Regions from separate parts of the Homo sapiens genome. Here region 2 is linked to region 1. Evidence: read pairs that join two places in POLR2A ChIA-PET (ENCODE). Cell type or tissue: Panc1. All regions are shown on one strand.

Region 1 (2,500 bases):
AGCTACTCAGGAGGCTGAGACAGGAGAACTGCTTGAACCCAGGAGGCAGAGGTTGCAGTGAGCCAGGATCATGCCATTGCGCTCCAGCCTGGGCAACAAAAGTGAAACTCTGTCTCAAAAAAAAAAAAAAAAAAAAAGTAGGTATGAATTCCAGGCACAACATCTGCTTTGTTCACTGCAGCAGATCTCCAGTAGGCCAGAGCCCAAGCGCAAGAGGTTCAAGGTCCTTACTGATGGGGCTCCCATGTGGAGCCTTGAGTACCCTGCCTTTCACCTGTTCAGCCTTCTCTCTCCCCTAGTGAGTGCTCTCACTGGGAAGATGGCAGCAGGCTGACATCTTGATCTGGCCAGGCAGGCTGACAGGTCTCATAGTAGTTTGGTCACTGGCTCCTGCCATGGCAGGGCGCAACAGGCAGTCACTGCCCCCATGCTCGAGACCATTGGTCCCCTCAGTCTTGCCCTCTCCCTGGGCATCCCCTTACTTCCCAAAAAAGAACCTGGGGTTCTTTCCTGGTAGGGCCAGAGACCTCCTTCCCCTAGGTCATTTCCTTCCAACAGAGATCAGTCAAGCTCACGGGGCTTTGGATCTGCTTGTTGGAAGGTGTGTGTGTCATGGGGACAGGTCCTGGCTGCCTCCCCCAGAATATTCTAAACCCCTCCTGTGGGACACAAGCCCTCCTGAGCCAGTCTGGTGATGTGAACCTCACCCTGGCCAGTGCCTCCCACCCCTACAAACTCCCCTTGTGTGGTTTCAGTTTGGTTTTTACACTTACATAGTTCTTTACTCTCAAAGGGATTTTCTAACCATTCTCTCACCATCGGGTGCCACAGGCTTTTATTTTCAAAGAGTCACACAAATTTCTAATTCTTTTTCCCAAACGAACTTCACAAGTAATTAATTCCACTTAGCTGGACGCCTGGGAAGGAGGTTCAACAGTCCTCGTCCCATGACCCGGTGAACTCATGTCTTCATTCTCTCCCTTCACCTGTCTCCTCTTTTCCATGCTGTGCCTTCACTTTTTACCAGGTCTTCTCTTTTGAAATCTTAAATGCTTAGACATTTCTGTATTTTCAGAGTTTGTGTTCTAGTTAATTCTTGTCCAACCTTTTTTTTTTTTTTTTTGAGATGGAGTCTTGCTCTGCCGCCCAGGCTGGAGTGCGGTGTCGAGATCTCGGCTCACTGCAAGCTCCGCCTCTCAGGTTCACGTCATCTTCCTGCCTCAGCCTCCCAGGTAGCTGGGACTATAGGTGCCCGCCACCACACCTGGCTAATTTTTTGTATTTTTAGTAGAGACAAGGTTTCACCGTGTTAGCCAGGATGGTCTCCATCTCCTGACTTTGTGATCCACCCACCTTGGCCTCCCAAAGTGCTGGGATTACAGGCGTGAGCCACCACGCCTGGCCTTTTTTTTTTTTGAAGCGGAATCTCGCTCTGTCACCCAGGCTGAAGTGCAATGGCACGATCTCGGCTCACTGCAACCTCCGTCTCCTGGGTTCAAGCAATTCTTCTGCCACAGCCTCCAAAGTAGCTGGGATTACAGGCATGTGCCACCACACCCAGCTAATTTTTGTATTTTTAGTAGAGACGGGGTTTTACCATGTTGGCCAGGCTGGTCTCAAACTCCTGACCTCAGGTGATCCACCCGCCTTGGCCTCCCAAAGTGCTGGGATTACAGGCATGAGCCACTGTGCCTGGCCCCTTGTCCAACCTTTGAAGACAGTAGGATTTTCTTTCTGTAGGAATCAGAATTTTCCAAGGTGCCATGTGGGGCAGTTATGTAAATGAAGCACCCCCAGATCCCTACAGCCTCCTTGGATTTTGATCCAACACAGAAAAATTATCATTTATTTATTTATTTATTATTTAGAGACAGGGTCTTGCTCTGTCACCCAGGCTGGAGTGCAGGGGCACAGTCATAGCTCATTGCAGCCCCCAACTCCTGAGCTCAAGTGATCCTCTTGCCTCAGCAAGTAGCCAGGACTATAGGCATGTTCCAACACCATGCCCAGCTAGTTTTTTGTTTTTTTTTTTTTTAGTTTTGTAGAGGCGAGGTCTCACTATGTTGCCCAGACTGGTCTCTTACTCCTGGGCTCAAGCCATCCTCCTGCCTCAGAAAGTCATCTTTGCCTCAAATGTACGATTAATTTGGGGGTAGGCTTTGCCACCACTATCTCACTGGGTCCTCCCCAGACCACTGTGGGATAGGGCTGTCTCTTTCCCCATCTTTGAAATGAGGAAACAGGTCTGAAAATCGAGGCAACTCCCATCTTCTCCCACCACCCCTGAAGCCCTAGCACAAGGCTGGGCATCCAGCCAGCCCTCGGGAAGTTTGTTTGGACTGGGATGACTGAACTAGGTCTTTTTTCTGAGTCCTAAACCCCCAGGGACATCCCGTTCATTCGGTCTGCAAATATACTTTTTGTATACCTACTATGTGCCAGGTGCTGTTTTAGGCCTTAGGGATAAAGCCGTGAATAAAACAAAGATCCTTGTCCTTGT
Region 2 (2,500 bases), 550 kb after region 1:
ATGTCAATATGGAAGGAAGGTATTTGGCTATTAGCCCACAGCCTCACAGGCAAGGCTCATCTTCATGGGTTACACTGAGGCAATGTTAAAAGTATTGAAATATTCCATACCCCTATTACTCAAGTACTTAAAGGGTTAACGCCAGGCCCATTAGAGACCTCCAAAATCCTGCTCCAGAACTATAGCACTACTAATTGGGTAGCACCCATGTTATATATTTATTTATTTATTTATTTTTTATTTTTTTGAGATGGAGCTTCGCTCTTGTTGCCCAGGCTGGAGTGTAATGTTGCGATCTCGGCTCACTGCAACCTCCACCTCCCAGGTTCAAGCAATTCTCCTGCCTCAGCCTTCCGAGTAGCTGGGATTACAGGCACGCGCCATCATGCCTGGCTAATTTTTTGTTTTGTTTTGTTTGTATTTTTGTAGAGATGGGGTTTCACCATGTTGGCCAGATTGGTCTTGAACTCCTGACCACAGGTGATCCGCCTGCCTCGGCCTCCCATAGTACTGGGATTACAGGCATGAGCCACCATGCCTGGCCTTTATTTATTTATTTTGAGACGAAGTCATACTCTGTGCCCAGGCTGGAGTGCAGTGGCGCAATCTCGGCTCACTGCAACTTCCGCCTCCCAGGTTCAAGCGATTCTCCAGCCTTAGCCTCCCAAGTAGCTGGGACTACAGGTGTATGCCACCGCGCCCAGCTAATTTTTGCATTTTTTTTAAGAGACAGGGTTTCACCATGTTGGCCAGGCTGGTCTCAAACTCCTGGCCTCAAGTGATCTGCCCCCCTCGGCCTCCCAAAGTGCTGGGATTACAAGTGTGAGCCACCGCGCCCAGCCAGGTAGCACCCATGTTAACCACGTGTACACCTCTCCTGCTTAGAGACTAAAATCACCTATTCTTCAAAGATGCTGTCAGAGTCCACCTTCACCCACAGGCAAAGTAGCATCACCTTCTATGATGACTAGCTGCCATGATCAACTGAACAACCTCTGGAGGATGTGAAGTCAAGGGCCCCAGAAGCCCTGCAGACAGAGATCAGGCACAAGAATGCCCATCAGGATAGGAAATGAGGCTCAGTTGAGATAAGAGCCCAACAATGAAAACGACAAAGGCAGTGTGCATTCTCTGCCCCCTGTCATCCATGATATGTTCTACACAGAAACCATTTTGTGGAATTATCCTGAACCTCAACTTCCCAGGAATATATCATGGGTGACATTACACTGCATGTTTTCTATACTGATGCCAGCTGGCACAAGGCAATAAATGCCTTTTGTTTGTTTACTGAATCATCTTCTTTCTTCACATAACACAGCATGCCAGTTTTTACCACTGCTTAAGGTAATGCTCAATATTCCCCTAACAGAACGTTTGTGCATGGCTAAAGTTAAAGATCTAATATTAGAAAGCAGAAACTAATATCAATCACCAAAAGACTTATTAGACAGGGTTTCTGTTTGTTTTGTAGTGATAATAGGTAAAACTTAAATCTGTAGAAGCATCCATCTTTGGGCTCTAAAACCAGAGAGCCTCAGTAAAAATTAAGAAAGAACAAAATGAAGATTTTCTGGATAAGACCCTGGATCCAGAGCTAAAGACCACAGGAGTCGTTGGATACACAAACTGAAAGAGACTACAGTGAAATAGTAAAACCTTCAAAGTTGTTATAGTAAATGAAGACTTTAAACCATCTGTGATGTGAAAAATAAATTAATGAAGTATAAAGAGATCTAACACCGTAAGATAAACATTTGAAAGAAGATGGTAAATGCCTAATGGCTACATAGATAATACAGTAAGATGTACTATTATTAGTATTAATTATTTGTTAAATAGAAGTATCCTCAACATTATACAGAACAGTCAATAACAGAGCACCTAGACTAAGGCCACTCGATCTGACTTGGTTGAAAAACAATTCAAACATGAAAGAAGCCAAAGTGATTATATTCTAGACATGTGAGCTTCATAGAGTTCATTGCAATTAAGGGACTATAAGCTGATGCCATAGTACAGTGAATAGAAATAGAGGCATCCAGGATTAAATATCTAAGAAAGAAGAAGGAAGGCAAAGATAGAAGACAGGGAGAGCACAAATTGCGGATGGTTTGGCCAAAAGAGGGCATGTGGAATCAGACTGGGTAGCCATAAGAGCAAAGTAAATAAACATTAGGAAAACATTGTTTTAGAGGAAAAAAACAAAATAAGTGTAGGTCAGCAAATTATCATAGTAAAACCTATTTCACAATCAAGTATAATAACTTTCCATATAAGTCAAAAGACACAAAAATCTTAAGAGAGAGAGTGTGTGTGTGTGTGTGTTTTATTGTATCTACAAAAAATATTTCTGGAAGATACACAAGAAACTGTAAGAAGAGAAACTGAATGGCTAGGTAACAGGGATGAGAGGCAATGCTCATTAGATACTCTTTTAGACCCCTTTAAGCCATGTAAATGCACTGCCTATTTTAAGAATTAAAAAAAAAAACTTTTT

The links. Peaks named below come from ENCODE experiments on the same cell type or tissue, not always from the same donor. Only the 100,000 strongest peaks of a DNase experiment are listed, where the experiment ranks them.
Region 2: POLR2A ChIA-PET joins it to region 1 with 6 read pairs; 2 of 35 experiments call an interaction of 5 or more read pairs at or near these places.

Annotation. Positions count from the first base shown.
Region 1 is chr5:139,397,940-139,400,439 of GRCh38, reverse strand. The region is part of intron 4 of SPATA24 (spermatogenesis associated 24); the gene reads left to right. Among named protein-coding and RNA genes, the nearest start is that of PROB1, 4.1 kb to the right of the region's middle. RefSeq lists enhancers at 369-418, 829-1,048. In Panc1, no CTCF peak of the experiment used is centred here; no DNase peak of the experiment used is centred here.
Region 2 is chr5:138,849,818-138,852,317 of GRCh38, reverse strand. The region is part of intron 7 of CTNNA1 (catenin alpha 1); the gene reads right to left. Among named protein-coding and RNA genes, the nearest start is that of LRRTM2, 24 kb to the left of the region's middle. In Panc1, no CTCF peak of the experiment used is centred here; a DNase peak (open chromatin) is centred at 1,327.